Linked DNA regions of Homo sapiens: all the other regions are linked to region 2. The links are chromatin contacts, found by Hi-C or POLR2A ChIA-PET in ENCODE. All regions are on one chromosome and are shown on one strand. The core of a region is the stretch at or near the end of the contact, and the rest is flanking DNA. Distances in the headings are between cores, read along the strand shown.

The links. A loop is a pair of places that touch in the nucleus more often than their neighbours do. ChIA-PET counts read pairs that join two places held with the same protein, here RNA polymerase II (POLR2A). Pooled maps may share reads with other maps.
Region 1: a loop to region 2 is called in a pooled map, with 3 times the contacts of the local background. The contact joins the promoter of GTF2H4 here to the promoter of HCG20 in region 2. A Hi-C loop is called at or near these places in 7 of 50 pooled maps. POLR2A ChIA-PET finds 5 or more read pairs at or near these places in 12 of 52 experiments (AG04449, AG04450, Caco-2 and 9 more).
Region 3: a loop to region 2 is called in a pooled map, with 4 times the contacts of the local background. The contact joins the promoter of GNL1 here to the promoter of HCG20 in region 2. A Hi-C loop is called at or near these places in 6 of 50 pooled maps. POLR2A ChIA-PET finds 5 or more read pairs at or near these places in 2 of 52 experiments (H1 and activated CD8-positive, alpha-beta T cell).

Annotation. Positions count from the first base shown.
Region 1 is chr6:30,904,471-30,909,456 of GRCh38, forward strand. GTF2H4 (general transcription factor IIH subunit 4) reads left to right here and starts at 3,737. Exons shown (of 14, transcript NM_001517.5): 1 at 3,737-3,933; 2 at 4,564-4,703; 3 at 4,965-4,986. The coding sequence starts at 4,567.
Region 2 is chr6:30,765,435-30,769,843 of GRCh38, forward strand. It overlaps HCG20 (HLA complex group 20), which reads left to right and starts at 1,391. Exons shown (of 4, transcript NR_138037.1): 1 at 1,391-1,517. RefSeq lists enhancers at 3,652-4,409, 3,736-4,267, 4,268-4,409 and a silencer at 3,701-3,880.
Region 3 is chr6:30,553,957-30,558,348 of GRCh38, forward strand. GNL1 (G protein nucleolar 1 (putative)) reads right to left here and starts at 2,533. Exons shown (of 12, transcript NM_005275.5): 1 at 2,175-2,533; 2 at 1,599-1,764; 3 at 1,099-1,235; 4 at 808-959; 5 at 619-690. The coding sequence starts at 2,247. It overlaps PRR3 (proline rich 3), which reads left to right and starts at 3,339. Exons shown (of 4, transcript NM_025263.4): 1 at 3,339-3,494; 2 at 4,194-4,256. The coding sequence starts at 3,389. RefSeq lists enhancers at 1,811-2,376, 2,377-2,941, 2,942-3,506.

The DNA.
Region 1 (4,986 bases), core at 2,487-4,986, 140 kb after region 2:
TATGCTCCTATACCCTGGTCAACATTGAGGTTGTCAATCCTTAATTTCTTTTTTGCTGAACTTTTATATTTTAATTTTATTTATGTATTTATTTTGAGATAGAGTCTTGCTCTGTTGCCCAGGCTGGAGTGCAGTGGTGTGATCTCGGCTTACTGCAACCTCAGCCTACTGGGTTCAAGTGATTCTCCTGCCTCAGCCTCCCAAGTAGCTGGGATTACAGGCGCCCGCCACCATGTCTGGCTAATTTTTGTATTTTCAGTAGAGACGGGGTTTCACCCGCTCAGGCTAGTCTCGAACTTCTGACCTCAAGTGATCCACCCGCCTCGGCCTCCCAAAGTGTTGAGATTATAGGTGTGAGCCACTGCCTCCGGCCGATTTATTTATTTTTATTTTTATTTATTTATTTATTTTGAGATGGAGTTTCACTCTTGCCCAGGCTGGAGTGCAATGGTGTGGTCTCAGCTCACTGCAACCTCTGCCTCCCGGGTTCAAGTGATTCTCCTGCCTCAGCCTCCCAAGTAGCTGGGATTACAGGCGCCCGTCACCATGCCAGCTAATTTTTGTGTTTTTAGTAGAGACAAGGTTTCTACTAAAATGTTGACCAGGCTAGTCTGGAACTCCTGACCTCAGGTGATCCACCCACCTTGACCTCCCAAAGTGCTGGCATTACAGGTGTGAGCCATGGCGCCTGGCCTATATATTTATTTTTAAGAGACAGTCTAATTCTGCGGCCAGGCTGGAGTGCAGTGGTGTAACTGTAGCTCACTACAGCCTTGAACTGCTGGACTCAACCGATCTTCCTACCTCAGCCTCCTGAGTAGCTAGGACTTCAGGTGTGTGCATACCGAGCTAATTTCTTTTTCTCTTTTCTTTTCTTTTCTTTTCTTTTTTTTTTTTTTTTTTTTTTTTGAGACAGGGTCTCACTGTATAGCTCAGGCTGGAGTGCAGTGGCATGATCACAGCTCAGTGTAGCCTTGACCTCCTGGGTCCAAACAATCCTCCTGCCTCAGCCTCCTGAGTAGCTGGGACCACAGAACCAGGCCTGGCTAATTTTTTGAATTTTTTTTTTTTTTTTTTGAGACAAAGTCTCGCTCTTGTCCCCCAGGCTGGAGTGCAATGGTACGATCTCAGCTCACTACAAACTCCACCTCCCGGGTTCAAGCGATTCTCCTGCCTCAGCCTCCCGAGTAGCTGGGCTTATAGGCGCCTGCCACCACGCCCGGCTAATTTTTGTATTTTTAGGAGAGACGGGTTTCACCATGTTGGCCAGGCTGGTCTCGAACTCCTGATCTCGGGTGATCCACCCACCTCGGCCTCCCAAAGTGTCGGGATTACAGGCGTGAGCCACCGTGCCCAGCCAATTTTTTGATTTTTGAAACATTTCTGATATTCTGTTTAACTTTCTTTTTGCTTTGGCCAATCTTTCTTTCTCTTTCCTTCTTTCCCCCTCCCTAACCCTCCCTTCCTCTCCCCTCCCCAATTCTCCCCTCTCCAGTTCTCCCCTGTCCTCTCCTCTCTTCCCCTCTCCTTTTGGGACAGGGTCTCACACTGTTGCTCAGGCTGGAGTGCAGTGGTGCTATCATTGCTCACTGCAGCCTCAATCTCCTGGGCCCAAGTGATCCTTCTACCTCAGCCTCTTGAGCAGCTGGGACCGCAGGAGAGCACACCACTACACCTAGCTAATTTTTGTTTTGTTTTGTTTTTGTAGCGATAGAGTTTCTGTATAATGCCCAGGCTGGTCTGGAACTCCTGAGCTAAAATGATCCACCTTCTTTGGCCTCCCAAAGTGTTGGGATTACAGGCCTGAGCCACCCCGCCAGGCCTCTTTCTTTTCTTTTTCTTTTCTTCTTCTTTTTTTTTTTTTAAGCTGCTCCTTGCTGAGCAGGGCTAACTAGTAAGCAGTGGTCTGTCCCAATCTTTCTATTATGTTTCTTTTTCTTATTGCTTTGTAACAGCTTTTTGTATTTTGTTTATTTCATCAACCATTTCTTCCTAGATTGTAAATTGTCTTTCAACCTTACCTAAAGTTTGCCATAAAGAAGCTCTGTCAATTTTTAGCTTTTCTTTGAAGATTTTAAAACATTAATTGCTAAAAAGACAGGGACAACAGAAAACATGGGTGGGCTACAAAGTATAAAAAGTCTTGCATAGTCATTACCATTTTGATCCCTGGTTGCTTGCAAATGTGCTTCAAATCCCAGCTTGGGCACTTCCTGTCTGATTGTAGGGATTTTTTTTTTAATTTTTTTTTTTTTAGAGATGGGCATCTCAGGTTGGGCTCAGTGGCTCATGCCTGTAATCCCAACACTTTGGGAAGCTGAGGCAGGTGGGTCACCTGAGGTCAGGAGTTTGAGACTAGCCTGGCCAACATGTTGAAACCCTATCTCTACTAAAAATACCAGAATTAGCCGGGCGTGGTGGCACACACCTGTAGTCCCAGCTACTTGGGAGGCTGAGGTAAGAGAATCGCTTGAACCCGGGAGGCTGAGGTTGCCGTGAGCTGAGATCATGCAACTGCACTCCAGCCTGGGTGACAGAGTGAGAGACTCCGTTTCAAAAAAAAAAAAAAAAGAGAGAGAGAAATGGGGGTCTCCCTCTGTCACCCAGGCTGGTGCGATCATAGCTCACTGTAGCCTCAAACTCCTAGTCTCAAGCGATCCTCCTGCCTCAGCCTCCCAAGTAGCTGGGGGTCACAGCTCTGAGCCACCTCGCCAGGCTGCAGGCAAATTTCTTAATCTTGCCGGGCTCCAGTCTTCCAGTCTATAAGGTGGGAATAACAAAATTTGCATATAGGAATTTGGGGAAACGTGTAGTTCTGGGTTTGGGTGAAGACCTCCACTTTTGTAGTAGGTTCATAAATCAAATCAGAGCAAATAGTTGGTGTCTTAAAAACTGTATTTATCTGGGTCTTCTAAGTAAACGGTTTGAGGAGTGGTGGAGGCAGAAATTAAGATTTACTGAGTACTTAGGGTCAAGTAAGGTGCACTGGATCGTGTTAATCGTTAACTCGTGGAAACCGCCCAGAGTGTGTACGCTTTCTTTCTTTTCTTTCCTTTTCTTTTTTTTTGAGACGGAGTTTCACTCTTGTCGCCCAGGCTGGCGTGTAATGGCATGGTCCTGGCTCACTGCAACTCCGCCTCCAGGGTTCAAGCGATTCACCTGCCTCAGCCTCCAGAGTAGCTGGGATTACAGGTGCCCACCACCACGCCCGGCTAATTTTTGTATTTTTAGTAAAGACGGGGGTTTCACCATGTTGGCCAGGATGGTCTCGAACTCCTGACCTCGGGTGATTCGCCGCCTCGGCCTCCCAAAGTGCTAGGATTACAGGCGTGAGTCACCGCGCCCGGCCTGGAGTGTGTATTATCCCAATTTTATGGGGAGTAATTGTGCTCACTCGGCTCACCACCAAGTCGCCAGAGCGCGCCTCCGCAAGGAAGCCCTCCAGGCACTTCTACTTTCCCGGACCCGCCTCCCGCTCCAGCCGGTTACACGCGCCGTTAGCAGCGTGGGCGGAGTTGGTTCTGCCTTCGCGGAACCAACTGGTCCAGCTTCTGGTGTCTCCCCTCGCTCAATTAAAAGCCAGCTCCTCTCCTTTCGGCTTCCCCACGGTGCCTTTCGGGATTTGTAGTCAGACGCGCTTCAGCCGGCTCTAAGGAGAGCAAAGGCAAGACTCCAATTCCCAGCATCCCCCGCGCCCGGAGAGTGCAGCGTCTATTCTCATCCTCTTCACTTTTCCACTCCTCCCCTTACCTCCCTTCTCTTCTGAATTCTCCATTCTGGGCTCTTGCCTGTGAAATCTTTCTTTGCTTTCCCCATCTTTTCCTCGCATTTTTTCACCATCTTTCCCTCAATCTCCAGGAGCCAATGCGAGACTTTGGCTCCGATTAAGCGACGGCCCGAGACTCGGGGTGCGCGAGGAGGATCGACAGAGTGGTGAGGGGACCTAGGAGGGCGGGAGTGGCAGAGGTATGAGAGAGAGAGAGGTGAGTGGGAGGCGAAGAGTGAGAGGAAGGCAGGGAGAAGCTAGGAGATCGGAAGGCGTGGGTCAGGGTGAATGACGTGAAGTAGACTTGGGAAGGGAAAAGAGGTGGCTTTAGATTTGGGAAGCATGGAGGGGAGAGGTTACCGCCGTACTTAGCAGAAGTGGGCTAAGAGATAGAAGATAGGAAGGACGGGCAGATTTGGAGCTTGTAGACTGGTCTGACCAGGATGGGATGGAAGAGAGAGGTGTGGGCTCAATTTTCTTTGTCCCTGTTTAGCCAAAGATGAGACAAGTCATTGAAATACAAAATGATCTTGCAAACACTGGACAGTTAACAATTCTGTCACTTGGTAATTGAGGGAAGACTGGAGTTGAAGGGCAGAAATAGGGTGAGGAGGCAAGAAAGGGAGGGAGATTGGTCAGGTTTGGGAGAAACCAGAGGAGATGAGTGACATGGGAAAGGAGACCACAGAAAAGGTGGGGTTATTGTGGGGACTGATGGATCTGGAATCAGTTAGAAAGGTCAGGGGTGACACTGGCATGGATGGTGAGGTTGCACTTCTGACGTTTGCATTCCTCAGGTGATGGAGAGCACCCCTTCAAGGGGACTGAACCGAGTACACCTACAATGCAGGAATCTGCAGGAATTCTTAGGGGGCCTGAGCCCTGGGGTATTGGACCGATTGTATGGGCACCCTGCCACATGTCTGGCTGTCTTCAGGTGAGAAGCCCCTTCATGGCAGGGAAATGTAATGGGGTCTGCGGAGTGGAATAAAATATCATAGGTAAAAGTGTAGCAGCCTGGAGTCGGGGTGGGGACTGGGGGCAAGGGTTGGAAATTGCTCTAAAGTGTGGAGGCCAAAACAGCAGGACTGGTAAAGTTGTGCTGGAGTGAGATGAGATGTTTGAGAGGTAATTGAGGGCAGAGATGCAGATACAATGCAGCTTCTGATACTAACCTTTGACCTCTGTTCCTGTACAGGGAGCTCCCATCCTTGGCTAAG
Region 2 (4,409 bases), core at 141-2,640:
AGTGATAAGTGTCCATGAAATCTTCACAATTTATGTTTAGAGATTGCAGTAAAGACAGGCATAAGAAATTATAAAAGTATTAATTTGGGGAACTAATAAATGTCCATGAAATCTTCACAATCCACATTCTTCTGCCATGGCTTCAGCTGGTCCCTCCGTTTGGGGTCCCTGACTTCCTGAACAGTGATTACATGGGGACAATGGGAATGAGGAGGAAGAATGAGAGGCATTTGCTAGAAAATGTATTCAAACTGATGGCTGGTCTGAAAGGGAGTTGTAGGCTGGGGTGATGAGAGACAGGTCTCATAGCAACAGGGTAAACAAAGTAAACTTGGCTTGGTTGGTGTTTTATTTATTATTATTATTTTTTTGAGATGGAGTTTTGCTCTTGTTGCCCAGACTGGAGTGCAATGGTGCAATCTCAGCTCACTGCAACCTCTGCCTCCCAGATTCAAGTGATTCTCCTGCCTCAGCCTCCCGAGTAGCTGGGGTAACAGGTATGTGCCACCATGGCCAGCTAATTTCTTTATTTTTACTAGAGACGGGGTTTCACCATGTTGGCCAGGCTGATCTCCAACTCCTGACCTCAAGTGATCCGCCCACCTTGGCCTCCCAAAGTGCTGGAATTACAGGCATGAGCCACGGCACCCGGCCTATTATTATTATTATTTTATTTCGAGACAGGGTCTTCCTCTGTCACTCAGGCTGAAGTGCAGTGGTGCAATCTCAGCTTTCTGCAACCTCTGCCTCCTGGGCTCAAGCGATCGATCCTCCTGTCTCAGCCTCCCAAGTAGCTGGGACTACAGGCGCATGCCACAAAGCTAGGCTAATTTTTTTTTTGTATCTTTTGAAGAGGCAAGATTTTGCTGTGTCCAGCCTGTCTCCAGGCTGGTCTTGAACTCATGAGCTCAAAGCAATCTGCCCACCTTGGCCTCCCAAAGTGCTGGGATTGCAGGTGTGAGCCACTGCACTCGGCAGCAGGTGTTTTAGATTGGGCTACCTTGAAGCAGAACCTGGGGTGGGGACTTTTGTTCAAGAGATACACTGCGGGAGGCTCTCAGGAGAAAGACTGAAGAAAACAGGATAGGGAAGGGAAAAAGGCTAAGCAAGGATGTGAGCTTCAGCCTGAGCTCATGGGGAAGCTCAGGGCAGCAAATTGCACCAGTCAATTGCACTTGGAGGCATGGGGGCTGGCGTTTTGTAGATCTGCTTTAAGGTCAGGCAGCCACTGGGAGTCTGTCCAGAGTGTGTGCAAGGGAGGAGGGCTTGGCTCCTGTTTGGCCCAGGGCAATTCTCCAGAAAAGGGGACAATTGTGTGTGGTTATCAGCTGATATTCCCAAAAGCTGGAAAGTGAGTGGACTCACTGGTGAAAAGGACCTGAGCCCAAACAGTGTCCATGATAGTGAATCCATTTTGGTTGTGTTGGATTTGAGGTGGCAAAGAAATAAGGAACTGGCATGTGACTGCGGGAAATTGGAGCTACAAGACAGGAGTTCAGGTGAAAAGATAGGACTAGGTATGTAGCTATTGGAGTGGGGGACTTCGGCGCACAGATGATAGGGTTTTTTGTTTGTTTGTTTGTGAGGGTTTTTTTGTTTGTTTGTTTGTTTGTTTGTTTGGAGAGAGGGTCTTGCTCTGTAACCCTGGCTGGAGTATAGTGGCATGATCATAGCTCTCTGCAGCCTTGACCTCCCAGGCTCAAGAGATCGTCTCACCTCAGCTTCTTGAGTAGCTGATACTACAGGTGTATGTCACCACTCCCAGCCAATTTTTTAAACATTTTTTTAGAGACTGGGGGTCTCACTGTGTTGCCCAGGCTGGTCTCAAATTCCTGGGCTCAAATGATCCTGCTGCCTCAGCCTCCCAAAGTTTTGGGATTATAGGTGTGAGCCATGGCGCAGGCCTAGATGATAGTTTAAACAAGAGGGAATTTGTATATTTGTCACTTTGGGGGTTGCTGGTGGCCTTTGAAGGAAGAGTTTCACAGCAGGACAGAGTACAAAACCATATGGTGACGTGAGGTCTAGTAATGCTTTCCACAGTTAATGTCCTTCCATTCTGACTAACTCTTAACACCTCTAGGGTACTTTCTCCTTCGACTTATGTGCTGCTCATTCTGGCTTGTCCTCTGTGTTCTGGTTATTTTTTGTTGTCCAACAAATTGCCTCAAAATTTTGTGGCATGAGACAACCCTTTATTACGTTCACGGATTCTGTGGGCCAGGAATTTGGACACACCGCAGTGGGGATGGCTTGTCTCTGCTCCATGTTATCTGGGGCTGCAGCTGGAAGACTCGAAAGCTGGGGGACTGAAATCGTCTGCAGACACTTTGCAGTGGATGCTGGCAGTTAGCTCAGGGACCTCAGGGTTTCTACCTGTGGTCTAGTTAGAGTTTCTCTTGCATAGTGGCTGGGTTGCTGTGAGGGAACCAGGCATGAACTGCTTTTTTTTTTTTTGAGGCGGAGTTTCACTCTTGTTGCCCAGGCTGGAGTGCAGTGGTGCAGTCATGGTTCACTGCAGCCTTGACTACCCAGGCTTAAGTGATCCTCCTGCCTCAGTCTCCCTGGTAGCTGGGGCTACTGCCAACATGCCTGGCTGATTTTTGTATTATTATTATCATTATTTTGTAGAGACAGGGTCTCACTATGTTGCCCAGGCTGGTCTCCAACTCCTGGGCTCAAGCAATCTGTCCATCTCAGCCTCCTAAAGTATTGGGATTACAGGTGTGAGCCACTGTGCCCAGCTGCATTCTTTTTATAACCTCATCTTTTTTTGATCTGCATCACCTCCCTCCTACCCTATTGGTCAGAGTAGTCACAGCCCCGCTCCCATTCAAAGAGAGGGAACATGGCCCCTACCTGGAGTGTCAGTCATGGGACAAGGAGAGCAAGTGGAAAGGGGCACCCAACTTTGGAAAATACCATCGGCCACACTCTATCGGAGCCTCCATTTGCTTTTTATGAGTGGCCTTCATTTATTTAGCTGTCATTGGGTCAACAATAACAGCAACTTGAGGAACCTCTTGAGGGCAGGGATCAGGCCTGTTACGTTTGTTTACTTTATCTTTATATCCTGAGCATTGGCCCAGGAATAAGTATCTGTGGAAGGACGGGATCCTTCTAAGTCTCTCATCTATTTTTCATACACGGCATCATTTAATTCTAAACTAGCTGTCATTACCATTTCACAATTGAAGAAACTGAGGCTTAGAGGCGCAAATGGTCTCTCTCAGATGACTCAGGTCTTCTGGGTTGATGTGGCTTTTATTAAGAACTTGTTGTCTCCAACAGCAAATAGCATTCCTAGGGGCTGGGGCTGTTTCTTCAAGGCCCCTGCCTCTGCACCCTGGTAGCAGCACAGGCCTAGCTGTAGGGCTGTGGACAGCGTGCCCTCGGCTGCTTACTGACTGGTTGGCATTTGATACATATGATGATTTAACATGAAGATTTAGTGTGATTTTGCATCTCTTCATGGGAGCAGGGTCAGGACCAGGTCCTGTTGCGGAATTCAGCTTTGGGGCTGGGTAGAAGACTGGGATGAAGTTGCTCCTCATCTCTGTGCCCTGGCTATGAGCAGGCAGCACCTGGGTCAGGAGTGTGAGGTGAGTGGGTGATGCTAAGGAGGGTTCAGGTGGAGCAGTCAGACTGTGCTGAGTAACTCCCCTGGAGGGGAAGGGGGACGTGGTGGAGGCAGTTCCTGGAGGCCCAGCTCAGAGCGGAGAAAGGAGCCAATTACCACCTCCTCCCAAGTCACATCCCAGCCCTGGGAATACTTCACAGGCTCCGGGGAAATCCCGGCCAAGTGGCAGAGTGGGTGGTGGGGTGCTTATCACTCATGATCAGGAGTGGGTGGGGGCGGATCTTAGAGCTTGCATCAGGCCTCAATTTTCCAACTCCTGCCTGTGATCCACCCCCGCGCCCACTGCACACCACCAACCAACCTTTGACTTTATCTCTTTAGTTGATTTCTCAGAGATTGCAGATCAGGAAGGGCCTTTGGAAACCACAGCTTCCACTTCCGCTGTGGGGGCAGAAAGCACGGGACAATCTAACCCTTTCGTGCCTGGAAAGTAACAAGGAGGACTCTGCCCTTACCAGGTTCCCAAGGTCCTGTACCAGCCCCACAGGGACTGCTGAGGGGAGCTTTTTCTCTCTGGTTCCTCATCCTCTCCTCTACTCAGGTGTAGGCTGTCCCTGCCTAGTTGGTCTGACAGTAGCTCCCTGCGACTTCTCATATCACCTCCGACTCCCCAGCCTCACCTCCACGGGCCCTGATGCACTGGCTTCGGCTGTGTCTTTTGTGAGTCATCCTTGCTGCTTTGTTCCAGCCCCACTGATGGGCCTCCTGCCCTCCCCCATGCAGGACTTAGTCACCGCTCGTGTCATCAATCCCTCTGGAATGCACCCCT
Region 3 (4,392 bases), core at 1,283-3,782, 210 kb before region 2:
ATGTTTGTGTGTTAATGTGACTGTGAACATGTGTGCAAACATGCCTGTGTATATTGATGTGCACATGATGTACGTGTGAGTATGTGTGTGTACATATTATTAAGGACCTCCAACCTAAATGGTCCTCACAGACCTCCCTTTCTCCCACTGGAGGACAAGAGTGAAGTTGCAGAGCTAGGATTCACACAGGGCAGTCCAGCAGCAGTCTACAGCCTTAACTACTACTCTAGCATTCCAGGTGGGTTCTGTAGCAACTGATGTGGCAGTGCTAGAGAAATGAGATAAGGAAGAAAGGGCATCTTTGGGCTGGGCAGGAGGAAGTCCCCAGCTGCATTCATAGAATCCCTGGAGCTCCAACACTTGGATTTTCTATTGGTCTGTGATGAGCTAAAGGACAGGACATGGCTGTTTTGAAGAGAAGAGTGAGCTGGCCAAGGGAGGAATGACAGGCTATAAGAGAATAAAAAACTGAGTTCCTAACTGCGGACATCAGCACTAGGTAGAGATTAGAAAGACAGGAAGATAGATACCTCTCTGTCTCCCAACTCTTGCCTCTGACCTTTGCCCCTGAAAAACCTTTCTCCCTCCTCCTTGCCCACCCTTATCCCTAGTACTCACTGGATGTCGGATATCAGTGATAAGCAGGACGATGTCAGACATCTCTAACACCCGCCACAGCTGCCTCCATGTCTAAAAAGACAGGATCAGGAAGAGAAACTGAAAACAGAGTCCCTCTCCAGCCTGATCCCAAACCAATTTGACCATAGGTCACTATGCCCCACTCCTGTCCCTAGAGTACACTGTCACCTCCAGATTGTGCTCAAAGTAGCTGAGTTTCTCAGAGGAGTAAGCCCCATGAATCTTCCCAAGATAGTCTTGGAAGCTCCGTTCCTCTTGGCTCATTAGTTGCTCCTTGGACATCTCATAGCTCCAAGGAGGACGTCGAGGAAAGTCCAGAACTGGGAATTCAGGAAAAAGTCCAAGTGTGAGGAAATCTTCAGGATTCAAGAGTACATCCCAGACCCCTCCTTCCTCACAGTCGGCTTTTACCTTTCCAAACTCCTTCCCCAGCCCAATGCCTGTCTTGCTCTCACTCACCTGAGCCAGGCTGATACACCTCCCGGATGTCCAGCTCCAACAACTCAGCACTGACCGGCTGTAGAACTTGCTCCCGGGCTGCTCTCTTTCTCCTCTCTACCTCCTCCCTGCTGTCTCTCTCAAAATGCAGTCGGTATCTAAGGGAACAGGGACCGAGACATCCAGAGCAATCCTGTGGCCACAAACTCCTATTTTCTCCCCTCTTGTACAATCAACTTCGCAAACCATTCTCTCCAGAGTCGTTCAAGTCTCCTCTCTCAAGTCAGACTTCCCCCAAGTCCTTCTTTCAGGCAATACTCAGCCTTCTCCTTCTAAAAGCCCAACTCTCTCCAGCCCCTCTGGAAAGGAAGACTGTGGCCCGCTGTGGGGAGCCGAGTGGCTAGCGGAGAACTGTGGCATCCCAGGCCCACCGTCTTCACCAGTAGCAGCCCGCTTTCCCCCAAAGCTCTGACTTCCGGGTAGGCGGGAAAGCCGGGACCAGCGCCCCCTCCCACCCTCACCGATTTGGGTCGTAGCCTCGTGGACCCAGCCCCTGAGAAGGCTGCTGGTTAAGCCTGCGGATATGATGGGTCACAGACTCCCCGTCCGAGGTGTCGGTCTGTTCCTCTCGCCGCTCCCGGCTCCCGCTGCGGCTGTTGGAACTGGAGCGCAGCCCATCTTGAAGCCCTGCGGGGAGGGGCCGGTGACGCCAGTGCTGGCCAGCTCTCAGGGGCCATAAGACCCTCTCCCCCATCGGCCTGACTCCCTTTCATCCCACTCAACTTCTTCCGATGTTCAGTCCTCCCAGACACCCTATTTGGGACCCTCCCGGATGTGCGTGGGGGGAGTCACTCCTTCAGGGAGCAGTGGGGACGGCGCCCCGTGCTAGCTGGAGGGATTCCCCTCCCCCAACTCTCCATCCTTCCCCACCCCTTCCAGATGTAGGGGGGGTGGGGGATCCCCTCCGCGATAGGCCGCGAGGGTTGACGCGGTCCCACGACCCCCTCCCACGATCCCCAGAGGTGCAGCGGGCACACCCCTCCTTCCAGATGTGCGGAAGCCCGAGCCCCGCCCCCTCCTCCCGCTCCCGCACTGACCTCTCTTCCGCTCCCGTTTGTCCTGCAACTGCTTCTTCTTCTGCTTCACGCTGAATGGCTTCTTCCTCGGCATGGCCCGGACCAGTCACCTGGCCCGCCCTCCGCCGAGCTCCCGCCGCCTCAACTGACTGCCCCCCGGGGCAGCCCCCGCCGCAGGGGCCCGGGACCCTAGAGGAGGCGGGGCTAGCAGGTGACGTCAGCGGGCGGGCCCGACAGAATTACCGCCGCGGCGGCGATGGAAGGCGGACGGGGGAGATATAGTCACTTCCCTCCAGGAGCGAGGCGAGAGGATGATGCGGGGTGGGCTACTGGCACGTGAGAGCCAGTGGCACCGAGAGGGCGCCCCGGCGGCGAGGAAGGAGGCGCGCGTGGGAGGACCAGGCTAACTCCGTCACGGACGCTACCAACTCGCGTTCGGAGGAGGGGGGGCGCGTGTCATCACTACCTTGCGCTCCCGGGAGAACCTACCACTCACCTGGAGGGGGCGGCGGAGCGGAGGGCGGGGCCTACTACCTAGGGGAGAGGGGGCGTGGACACGCTGAGGCTATACTACAAAGCCCCGGGCTTGACCTTAGTGGAAAGCCGAGACTGCGTCCAGGTTGCTGGACTACACCGGGGGCACGGTCAGAGGTCTTTAGGGGAGGGCGGCGGTCTGAGAGTCCTGGGTGCCGACCTGTTGGGACCCAAATTCCTTGTGGGAACGATGATAAGGAGCAGGTTTACAGATCATAAGTGCAAAAGCGGGCGAGAAGGGAAACCCAAGCGGGACAAGGACTTTTGGGGGGAGGTCAAAGGGCACGAAGTTGTGCCTGCAGCTGTTACCATAGTAACCGAGGACCGGATGTGGCGATCTTACGGTGCGACAGTCCTCTTCTCAGGCCCTCTGGCCCGAGAGCCTGTTGACTCTGTGACACACTCTGAGGAGCTGGTTGTGGTGTTTTCCAGCGAGGGAAGAAAAGAGTAATTTTTTCAAAGCATTTATAGAAACGCAGCAAAGGGAAGGTGTGAGGTTGCCGCCATGCCTGGCAGAGACGGAGGGAGGCAGTTGGCTCCGGAATGCGGCCGCCGCAGATGTTCTCCGCAACCTTCCGGAAGTGGAATGGCGGGAGCCTCAGCATTGCTGCCCACCGACCCCCCGGAAGCGGAAACAGAATCCCCGCGTGCCCCTTCCTCACTACCCTCCAAATCCCGCTGCAGCCATTGCCGCAGACACGATGCCGAAACGAAAGAAGCAGAATCATCACCAGCCACCGACACAGCAGCAGCCCCCGCTGCCCGAGCGGGAAGAGACTGGAGATGAGGAGGATGGGAGTCCCATCGGTGAGGGGTCTGGGAGGGATGTGCACATGCCTGTCAAGCCCGTCCGGGCAAGGGGCTAGGGGCTAATAAGGTGCGAAGGAGGGGGCTGTAACGGAAGGAGGAAGGGCGCACGCGCTGGGGAGGGATGGAAGTGGGGCTCTCCCAAATGGAGCCTTGAACCAGGAGTTCTCTTACTGGAACCATCAACCTCAATACGGCCCCAGACCTTTCTGGAGAAGGCGGGGGTGGAGAGAATAAAGAGCTCTTTTGCGCAGCCGCAGAACAGTAGGGGAAAGGGGTAGTAGAGATGTTGCAGATTGCGATGACTGGGATGACAGTTTGTATCCAGACTTTGACTGAAAAGGTACAGGTGCAGCTTTCTCTAAACTAGTCCTCTGGCCAGCAGTTAAGGTGAGGGATTGGTTCATGTCTGGAGACACTTAGGTTGTTTTGGATAGCGACGGTACGGTGAAGAAAAAAAGTTGTCAGTATCTTTTCCTGCATTATCCCCTTTGATTGAATATCTACTTTTTGCAAACCCTGAAACAGCTTTGCAGAAAAAAGGGCAGATAGATGGGGTGAGAACTCCCAAGACTGCTGAAAATATACCTGACTTTACTGGTTGAATTAAGAAATAAGTAATACAAGAAAAACACCTAAGAACAGAATCATCAGTCCTTTAATCCATTCTGATGACCATATTTTCATGTCTGCTCTTAGGACCACCCAGCCTTCTGGGCCCTCCCCCCATGGCCAATGGAAAACCTGGCGACCCTAAGTCAGGTGAGGAGGAAGGGGCCCTGATCCTTGTATTAGGTCGTAGAGAAGACAGCAAGGGAGGGGATAAAACCCAGGAAGGACTTAAAAATAAAAGATCAGGGATTCCATCCCTAAATGAATGGAGAGAAGTTGTATATTT